2 separate regions of the Homo sapiens genome follow, and region 1 is linked to region 2. Evidence: chromatin loops called from intact Hi-C (ENCODE). Cell type or tissue: B cell. All regions are shown on one strand. Each heading gives the region's core, and the rest is flanking DNA. Links, peaks and the distances in the headings are about the cores only. Region 1 overlaps MRPS11 (mitochondrial ribosomal protein S11). Region 2 has its middle 23 kb from the start of CARMAL.

Region 1 (5,377 bases), core at 73-5,072, 540 kb before region 2:
ACATAGGCTAACTGCATTTAAGTGTCTATGGTCTACTCTATACAGCACTGTTTAGGCTGTCACAGAGACAAGCAATTACGCATCTATTCAATATGGAAAACCCTAGAAGCTCTGGTAGGGGGAATGTCAGAGCCATAGCCAGGATAACAAGTGGATGGCCCAAGCCCGGGGCTGACTCCAGCAGGCCTCCCCTTCAGTCACTTCTCCTGCCTCCTTCTGTGAGCTCTCAGAGCTCTCCAGACCAGAAATAGGATGATGATGACTAAAGGGGAAATCAAAGCATATCTGAGGATTTCTTAAGGCATTCTTAATTGTATTAATAAGTAACTTATTAGAGATGATTAAGAAAAAGTTGTGGGTGGATGCAGTGGCTCACACCTATAATCCCAGCACTTTGGGAGGATCACTTGAGGCCAGGAATTTAAGACCAGCCTGGGCAACATAGTGAGACCCAGTCTCTAAAGAAATACAAAAATTAGCCAGGCGTGGTGGCATGCACCTGTAGTCCCAGCTACTTGGGAGGCTGAGGTGGGAGGATGGCTTGAGCCCAGGAGTTGGAGGCTGCAGTGAGCTATGATTGTGCCACTGCACTTCCAGCCTGGGCAACAGAGTGAGACCCTGTCTCACAAAAAAATAAAAAAGAAAAAAAGAGAAAAGTTTTACTTGTTTAAAATAATTTTTGATCATGGAATATAGTGTCATAAGCATCAAAAGTATCCAATATGAGGCCGGGCGAGGTGGCTCATGCCTGTAATCCCAACACTTTGGGAGGCCAAGGCGGGCAGATCACCTGAGGTCGGGAGTTCAAGACCGGCCTGCCCAACATGGAGAAACCCCGTCTTTACTAAAAATACAAAATTAGCCAGGCATGGTGGTGCACGCCTGTAATCCCAGCTACTCTGAAGGCTGAGGCAGAAGAATCACTTGAACCCGGGAGGCGGAGGTTACTGTGAGCCAAGATCGTGCCATTGCACTCCAGCCTGGGCAACAAGAGCAAAACTCCATCTCAAAAAAAAAAAAGTAGCCAATATGGTAATATTGCTAATATTTTTTTAAGAGTCCTTCTTTTAGAGCTATGTACTGAAATATTTACAGACAAAATGATAGGTCTGGGATTTGCTTCAAAATAATCCATTGGTGAGGGGAGTGGGGTGGGAACAAGGTTTATAGATGAAACTGAATTGGATATGAGTTGATAATTGTTGAAGCTGGTTGATGAGTCCATCAGATTTCTTATGTTATTCTCTTCACTTTTGTGTATATTTAAAACTTTCCCCAATACAGTCATTTTCTGGGTGATACTTAACTAACTACTCTCAGATTATGGAGCGCTCTTTAAATTATGTGACTTACCAGTTTTCAGTCAGGTTTAGGGGAGAATTCTGACCTTTCCTGATACTTCCTGTAGGAGTTCAAAACATGTTCATCTGAGAAGCTCAAAGTAGAAGCAACTGAATTCCTTTTTCTTTCTCACCCAGGCTTCTAGGGGCATAGATTAGCTCTCTCTTATTTCCCTGAAGAAGAGTTGTATCCTATGTGCTTCTTCTACTTTTCTCAGCACACAGATCCAGGTAGTCTCTGCTAGTAATGAGCCCCTTGCCTTTGCTTCCTGTGGCACAGAGGGATTTCGGAATGCCAAGAAGGGCACAGGCATCGCAGCACAGACAGCAGGCATAGCCGCAGCGGCGGTAAGTGTGTGTTCCTTCTGCTTCCTTCTAGTGTGTGTTTGCTTTCTGCATGGCTCATCACTGAGTGGAGAATCCTCATTATACTACCCATTCAGAAGCAAGGGTTTGTCATGGCAGCTTTGATGCCCTGATTGGAGCATTGGTTTGAAAAGGTTTAGTGAAAGGCTCCTCTTTTTTCTTTCTCTCAGCTTCATTAGAGGTGAAGCCCTTGTTGGTTCATTCTAGGATGTAAGAGCCAAGATACCAAAGGCTTGAGAACCAAAGACCCCTCAATTTAAAAACCGTTAGCCAGGTCTGGTGGCACCTGCCTGTAGTTCCAGCTACTTGGGAGGCTGAGGCTGGATGGCTTGAGCCCAAGAGTTTGAGGCTGCAGTGAACTATGATCTCACCACTGCACTAAAGCCTGGGCAACAGAGAGAGACCCTGTCTCCAAAATAAATTAAAAATAGGCCAGGCGCGATGGCTCACAGTTGTAATCCCAGCACTTTGGGAGGCCAAGGCAGGCGTAAGAGATCGAGACCATCCTGGCCAACATGGTGAAACCCCATCTCTACTAAAAATAGAAAAATTAGCTGGGCGTGGTGGTGCGCGCCTGTAGTCCCAGGTACTCGGGAGGCTGAGGCAGGAGAATCACTTGAACCCAGGAGGTGGAGGTTGCAGTGACTCGAGATCACACCACTGCACTCCAGCCTGGTGACAGAGCGAGACTCCATCTCAAGAAAAAAAATAAAAATAAAGACCAGTGGTTTGGGGTTGGGAGAGATATGATAGTCTATTTGGAGAGGACATAGTATCGTGGGGACTCATGCAATAGCAATACCAGTTCCAGTGTGAACTGTCGTAGACCTTTTTTAGAAGCAAATTGGCAAGGTGCTGCTATTGGTATAGTTATTGAGCATCTACATGTGCCAGACACTTTACATTCATTATCTTGAATCTTCAGAGACCCTCAGTATTATCCACATTTTCATAAGCCAATTGAGATTCAGAGTGTGTGACTTGCCCAGAGCCATGCACCGATTCAGTTCACTGATCGGAACCCAGATTGGTCTGGGACCAAAGCCTGCACAATTTCTACTATAGTACAGGCCTTACAAATGTTCAGACTCTGCCAAACCAGATGTATTTCCTGAAGGAAAACCTTGACCTTCAAACAAGGGAAGGCACCCCAAAATATTGATTGCATGTACTATCATCAGAAATCAAAATGCTGTAAATGCCCAACCATGGACAGATCATATACTATGAAAAGAAGTATGTCACTGTTCACAGTGGCTTCTGCATGGTGAGTCATGAATGATTTCTGTATATTTTCCCATTTTTATAATGAACTGCCTTTATTATCAAGAAAGTAAATTTTAACTCTAACTGCTTAGAGATTTTAAATGATAATACTTTTAAAGTGGGTATTTAGGTTCAGCCTTGAAGCCTAGGGTGGCGCCTCATGGTCTGAAATTCTGCATTTGCCCCCCTGAGAAAAACCTGAGCAATATTTAGAAATTTCCATTAGGTGGCGGTGCTGTCCTAGGCTAAACAGATCACAGTCACGTGAATTCTGCAACCTGCCAAATTCTGTGGTCTCTGCTGGCGCCTGTCCTCCACTATAGCCATCTGCCCTTTGCCTCCCTGTTTACTTCTCTGGATGCCCTTTCCCTGAGCTCACACACCCCTTGCTCTAGGAGGCAGTAGCAAGAGATTTGGATGCAGTAGTTCTCTCTCCGGGGCACTAACCACTCTGCTTCTCTCCAGAGAGCTAAACAAAAGGGCGTGATCCACATCCGAGTTGTGGTGAAAGGCCTGGGGCCAGGACGCTTGGTAAGTTACAGTGATTTCCATAGTGTACTTGCCTCCTAGTAAGTGTGAGAATTTGGGGCTTGAGAGCAGAGTACAGGGAGAGTAGAAAACACCTTTTAGTGGATTTCCATGTTTGCTTGAAGTTCCCGTCTGTTGTTTCTATAATTGACCAAGCCCCTCAGAGCAAGCCTAGATCACTTAGTATAATTCATCAGACACTGAGTGCCTGCTGCGTGCCACGCACTGGGAATGGGAAGGTGGTTCCTGGGGGAACTGTCACAAACAAATCCCTTAGGACAGACTGGTGAGCGCTGTGGTAAAGCATGTGCCCAGATCGCTGGGAGCCCATCAGGGGATCCCGAACCTAGCAGGGATAATCTTTCCTGATGATCATTAGCACAGATAATCTTTAGCTTCTTCAAAGAGGTGACATCTCTCTGACTTTGCAGGAATAATGAGGTATCAGGGAGGTGGAGGCACAGCAGGTACGGGGGGACATTGCAGGCAGAGAAAACTGCCTGAGTAAGCTACAGAAGTATGATACCCAAGGTGTGCCAAGGTCTACAAGAAGTCTTTGTTCGCAGATCGTAAAGTGCAAAGTGGAAAGTGGTGGGTACAGTTTGAGAGGGGAACAGTGTGAAAACCTGGTTAAAGGGTTTGGGTGGAGACCTTTGTGAGAGTAGAATAGGATTGGGATTATAGGTATCAAAGCCAGTGAGCATCTCACCCCTCCGTTCCCTTCTCTACGCCACCCTGTCCCTCTCCGAACCCTGCCTGGAGACACTGGATCATCATTTCTGGGACCATGTCATTCTACTTTTCCTTCTGTTCCTTCCAGTCTGCCATGCACGGACTGATCATGGGCGGCCTGGAAGTGATCTCAATCACAGACAACACCCCAATCCCACACAACGGCTGCCGCCCCAGGAAGGCTCGGAAGCTGTGATGGGAAGGAGGCCTGCACTTGGACCTGACCTCAAGCCTCAGCTCCAGTGGGACCTTGTAAAATGCTCCCTGTCAGAGCTCTCCAGAATATGCTTGTTGGAGATCCTTCAGGCAGTAAGGGAGAGTTTTGCCTCCTTACACAGTGGCCTTTGCTTGCACCTCCAGCTGGAGATGGGTGTGCCCCAGAAGTAAGCTTTGCATCTCTTACAAGAGGGGAGCTACAGGGGCAGCCGTGGCCTAGGCCCAAACTCTGCTCTGAGAAAATAAATATCTGTACCACCTGTCATAATTTTGAGATTTTTTGCTTTCAGAGTTACGTAATTCCTAATTCCTCTTGAAAAAGAGAGTGTGAAATGAGGTGAGGCCTCAGATGAAAGTAAAATATAAATGTGAGTTGCTATTTACCAGACACTTCTGGTTTCAGATATTTCTTTTCTAGCCCCTTACCCAAGATTTCTAGAGCTAATCCTAGTAACTTTTCTTATTAATGACTTATAATTTGGCCCCAAATTGGAGCTTTTTGCCACCTACCTCTGGATTCTGATGGATTTCGCCATTATGGGCATGTTTAAAGTTAGCCCTAAACACAGGATTTTCTACAAGTGGACAGTCAAACTCCCCACACTAAAGTGGCAGTCATCGTTTACACTCCATGGGCTTCAGCAGTCCCAGCACTAACGAGAGAGTGCCCTAAAAGCGGGGAGGGTAGAGTTGTACAAAACATGATTCTTGGCCAGGCACGGTGGCTCACACCTGTAACCCTGGCACTTTGGGAGGCCAAGGCGGGTGGATCACTTGAGTCCAGTTAGAGACCAGCCTGGGCAACATGGTGAAACCCCCTCTCTACTAAAAATACAAAAATTAACCAGGCATGGTGGTGTGCGCCTGTAATCCCAGCTACTCTGGAGGCTGAGGCATGAAAATCGCTTGAACCCAGGAGGTGGAGGCTG
Region 2 (5,377 bases), core at 166-5,165:
CAACTCCACTCCTATGCGTATGGCCAGGAGAAATAAAAACATGTATCTGCACAAAAGCTTGTATACAAGTGTTCATTACAGCACTATTCATAATAGCCAAAAGGTGGAAACAACCCAAATGTCCGTCAACAGTAACAAAAGATAAAACAGACAAGTTTGACAAGTTGAACTTTACCAAAACTAAAAGCTTTTGTACTTCAAAGGATACTACCAAAAAAACTGAAAAGACAACCCACCTAATAGGAGAAGACATTTGGAAATCACATGTCTGTAATAAACAAAGTGGTATATCCATACAATGGAATACTATTCAGCAATAAAAAGGAATAAAGTGCTAATGAATGCTACAACATGGGTGAGCCTTGAAAACATTACACTAAGTGAAAGAACCCAGTCACAAACGCCACATATCCTTTGATTTCACTTACATGACGTGTCCGGAATAAGAAATAGGTACAGTCAGAAAGTAGATTTGTGGTTTCCAGAGGCTGGGTGGAAGGGAAAGGGGGAGCAACTGCTCATGGGAACAGAGTTTCTTTTTAGGGTGATGGAAAGTTTCTCGAATCAGATAGTAGTGATTGTTGCACAACTCTGTGAGTATCCTAAAAGCTATTGAATTGTATACTTTAACATGATGAATGTTATGGTATGTGAAAAAGGAAGGAAGAGGTGAGAGAAAGAAAGAGTACAAATGCATATAAAACTTGGAGGAAGAAGAGAAAGAAATTAAGGAATTACTAAACCTTTTTTTTTTTTTCTTTTTGAGACAGAGTCTTGCTCTGTTGTCCAGGCTGGAGTACAGAGGCGTGATCTCGACTCACTGCAACCTCCGTGTTACAGGCTCAGGGATTCTCCTGCCTCAGCCTCCCAAGTAGCTGGGACTACAGGCATACATCACCACGCCCAGCTAATTTTTTTTTTCTTTTGTAGTTTTAGTAGAGATGGGGTTTCACCGTGTTAGCCAGGCTGGTCTTGAACTCCTGACCTCAAGTGATCTGCCCACCTTGGCCTCCCAAAGTGCTGGGATTACAGGCGTGAGCCACCGCACCTGGCCAAAACCTTTATTTTCTCAATGAAGCAGACATTCACTCCACAGACCTTATGTACTATATGCAGAACACTCAATAAATGCCTCTTGGCCCAGCTGAGGCTCAGTAGCTGATCATTCACTAAGAAGGCAGAGGGCTCTGCTGATGCAAAAGGGATACCGGGTTCAGGATTTCAACTGGGGGAAGTTTCCATTGAGCCTTCTAAGTGCAGGGAGCCTCCTGACCTCAAGTGATCCGCAGATCTCGGCGCCCCCATAGAGTGTTGAAGCATCCCGGGCCACCATCTGTGGCCCAAAAGGTTTTTTAAGGGGCAAGAATCCTTTTCTTGGCTTCTGCAGTCAGTCTCCTTGCCAGTGACAACATCAGGGCAGCAGTGGAAAAAGACACGCTTTCAGTTGCTGGATAAAGTGTCTTCACCGTCTTGGCAAGTAAGTGCTTTTGTTATTTTCCCACTAAGTGATTCATTCTCCTGGAGGCAACTCCTTGGGCACTTCCTGGACACCCACTCACCTGGAAACACTGAGGTCGCTCCTGTCCAAAAGGAGTGCTTCCTGTGGCTGCCTGCAGAAAAAACAGGCTCAGTGTAGGCAGAAATGGCGGCTTTCAGAAATACCGCATGATCTCACTCACATGAGGAATTTAAACCAGCGGAACACAGAGACAGGAGAGGAGTGGAATGGTGGTCACCAAGGGCTGGCGTCGGGGTGGAGGGTGGAGGTGTTGGTCAAAGGATACAGAATTAGACAGCAAGACTTAGTTCAAGGGATCTATTGTACAATCTGATGACTATAATTAATGCATTGTACACAATACTTGAAAATTGCTAGGAGAGTAGATTTTAAGCGTTCCCACAACAAATAAGTAAGTCTGTGAGGTAGTACATATGTTAACTCTCTTGACAAAGCCATTCTGCCAGGTATACATATTTCAAAACATCATGTTGTATACCACAAATGCATACAATTTTTATTTGTCAATTTAAAAAATAAAAAGAAATTACTGCCTTCCTCTCTTTGCCTCCCCTTAAGGAATCCCTTCACTGCCTGAGGGACCTGTCCTAGGTGCCAGAGTGAGCAGGGAGGAACACAGGTGTGTCTCGGTGGCTGGAGAACCCAGCCAGGACGACGCCCAGTTTGGAACTGTACCGAAGCTGAGCCCTGCCTTGCACGGCTGAAGCTTAGCCACAGAGGCGGAACTTCCCTGGCTTTTCCTGGAAGCGGAAGCCGTGAAATGGCCAAAGCACAAGACAGGGTGGTGCAGTTTTGCTCCCGCGCGATCACCGTTGGCCACGCGCCTCGGTCTCTATCTGTAAAAGAGATCCGCATCTCTGGTATTTGATGCTGGAGAGAAAAATGTGCGGCCTCCGCCCAACCTTGAGTTTCCTGCTCCACCGCGCCCTCTCGTGGTTAACTGGACTCACGGCTTTCTCGCCCCCAACCCCAACCACCTAAATTGCGGTTCTCAACCTTGGCTGAGCGTGGGAATCACCCGGGGACCTGCGAAACACCGATGCCTGGGTACCGGACTCTATCCGCGCCTCCCCCTGCGAGAGATTCTGACTTAATTGGCCTGATGCAATCCGGGCGTCCCCTGGGGATCACAGTGTGCAGTCAAGGCTGGGAAACACTGACCCACCTCTGCTCTGCCAGGGATCCTGCGTTTGGCTGACGACATTTCTCTTGTCAGAGCCCACCGGACTCTGCTTTCCGGATATAAAGGATCCTTTTGCAAGTCTAAACACCTCAATGTCGGCATCACACCCTCAAGCATCCACCCTCTACTCCTGAAATACTCATGATTAATATGTGCTTTTAATTTCTATTGCTGGAGAAAATGTTTCTGAAAAATTGCACTTACATAAATAGATAAGGCATATTATTTGTATTATCTGCTGACAACATCCGTGATGTGTGCATGTGTGTGCTGCGTATGCACAGAGCTTCCTCACTATAATTTCAGGAGCTTCTCAGGGCCTTAGGTCAGAGATCCGCTAGCCGTGCCAGGGCACTCTGGCCCTAATGTTAAAAATAGACCATGGCTTTAGCCACTCCTGTCAGTATCTTGTCTCACTGCCCAGTGCTCCATTCATCAGGAGAAATTCCTGAGCTGCTGCCCAGCCAGTCAGCCAGGCCCAACTGAAATTCCCAGGGGGCCTGTGAGGGGGGTCACACGTACTCTTAGCTTCTAGGCTGGACCTCAGGACTCCTAGCAGAAGGATATCCACTGTGGCCCTGCGACCTTGTCAATCGTTTGATTCACAGCCTCTCAGTGACACTGGCACTCAATGAGATGGGCTCCTTTCATGACACGGTCACCACCATCATCACAATCTCCAGCATTTTTGGGTTCCTACTATGTGTACAGCAGTTTTCAGGAACATTTATTATTTATTTATTGAGACAAGAGTTTCCCTCTGTCACCCAGGCTGGAGTGCAGTGACATGATCTCAGCTCACTGCAACCTCAGCCTCCTGGGCTCAAACGATTCTTGTACCTCAGCCTCCCAAGTAGTTGGGATTACAGGCACTCACCACCACACTAGCTAATTTTTGTATTTTTAGTAGAGATGGGGTTTCGCCATGTTGGCCAGACTGGTCTTGAACTCCTGACCTGAAGTGATTTGCCCACCTCGGTCTCTCAAAGTGCTGGGATTACAGGTGTAAGCCTCCATGCCTGGCCTATTTTAAAGGAACTTATAAACATTAGAAAATAGTGTCTTTGTCATCCAAAAATGTATAGTCCAGTGGGAGAGAGGGTAATAACATGGGGACATGTGAGAAAATAAAGTTCTGTTTAATTCCCTCAGACCCAATTGAGCACTGGTGTAAGAGTTGTGTAAGATATTTTAAAGATGCCTTAAAAGAGGTTAGAATCTGAGGACAATGAGAATGAGGACAAGAAACGCGAGGCAGTATGAAAATATCAGGGTCAACAATGCAAAGCAGGGGAAGGTAGTGCCTCTGCTAATCAGGACTCATTCTGCTGCTAATGTCAGTTCATCAACTAAAATTCACTTAAACAACAATAACAAAAAGGAATTTATTGATTCACTGAGCCAAAGGATAGGAAGAATGTGCTGAGCTTCAGTGACAGTGGAATCCGGGACTGAATGCCAGCAAGAATTTCTCTCCCCTTTCCCATAACCCCCACCCTTCCCCTTCCTACTTCACCCACTTTCCCCAAACTCTGGGCTTCCCCCTCTCTGCAGCCTTTCTTCTCTTCCACACAGAAGGGCTTTCTATGCACACCAGGAAATATGGCCCCAGGCAGTTCAAGATTCATAACCTTGGTCCTCTACCAAAAAGGAAAAGAAACCTTCCCTCCCAGTTCCGTTTAAAAGAAGAACAAACCAAACAAACCAACAGAAAAGGACTTGAAGTACCCACTCTTCTGGGCAGAGTGAGATGGGGTACTTTCATTGGTCTCCCATCCAGAGCCAAACAGTAGGCGTGGGGGAGAAATGTCCCCTGAAAGAAGGGGATGATGGTTGTAGCAGACAAAACAAAGTCAGCCAGTACATGACATGGGATTGCTTTTCTGAAATGAAGGGCCACCGTTTTTGTTTTGTTTGGTTTGGGGGGGGTTGTTTGTTTTTGTTTGTTTGTTTGTTTGTTTTGATATGGAGTCTCGCTCTTGTTACCCAGGCTGGAGTGCAATGGCGTGATCTTGGCTCAATGCAACCTCCGCTTCCCGGGTTCAAGTGATTCTCCTGCCTTAGCTTCCTGGGTAGCTGGGATTACAGGCGCCCACCACCGTGCCCGGCTAATTTTTGTATTCTTAGTAGAGACGGGGTTTCACCATGTTGACCAGACTGGTATGGAACTCCTGACCTCAAGTGATCTGCCCACCTCGGCCTCCCAAAGTGCTAGGATTACAGGCGTGAGCCACTGTACCTGGCCCCGGGGCCACTGTTTTTAACCAATTGTCAAAGGGATCCCTAACCCAAAGATAGTCTTCCAAGGGACCTCAGTGACCAACCAGTTCAACTCCTCCATTTTACAGAAGAGAACACTGAGCTACAGAGAATTTAGGTGATTTGCCTAAGATGGCACAACTATGATGGGATTCTGCATTTGACTGGATGTAAGTGGGGGAAGAGGTATGTGAGAAGAAAGAGTCAAAACCTGGTCTGAGGCCAGGCGCAGTGGCTCACTCCTGTAATCCCAGCACTTTGGGAGGCTGAGGTGGGCGGATCTCCTGAGGTCGGGAGTTCGAGGCCAGACTAACCAACATGGAGAAACCCCATCTCTACTAAAAATACAAAATTAGCTGGGTGTGGTGGTGCATGCCTGTAATCCCAGCTACTCAGGAGGCTGAGGCAGGATAATC

Evidence for each region. Hi-C counts contacts between places; a loop is a spot of excess contacts. Peaks named below come from ENCODE experiments on the same cell type or tissue, not always from the same donor. Only the 100,000 strongest peaks of a DNase experiment are listed, where the experiment ranks them.
Region 1: it touches region 2 in a loop (9-fold over the local background); 4 of 110 quality-filtered maps call a loop at or near these places.

Annotation. Positions count from the first base shown.
Region 1 is chr15:88,473,552-88,478,928 of GRCh38, forward strand. It overlaps MRPS11 (mitochondrial ribosomal protein S11), which reads left to right. Exons shown (of 6, transcript NM_022839.5): 4 at 1,559-1,688; 5 at 3,438-3,503; 6 at 4,321-5,377. The coding sequence ends at 4,428. Among named protein-coding and RNA genes, the nearest start is that of MRPS11, 8.5 kb to the left of the region's middle. In B cell, for the core only: CTCF peaks have their summits at 3,134 and 3,335; a DNase peak (open chromatin) is centred at 3,210.
Region 2 is chr15:89,015,309-89,020,685 of GRCh38, forward strand. No RefSeq gene overlaps it. Among named protein-coding and RNA genes, the nearest start is that of CARMAL, 23 kb to the right of the region's middle. In B cell, for the core only: CTCF peaks have their summits at 2,446 (motif pointing left) and 2,645; a DNase peak (open chromatin) is centred at 2,443; H3K4me3 peaks cover 560 bases; H3K27me3 peaks cover 935 bases.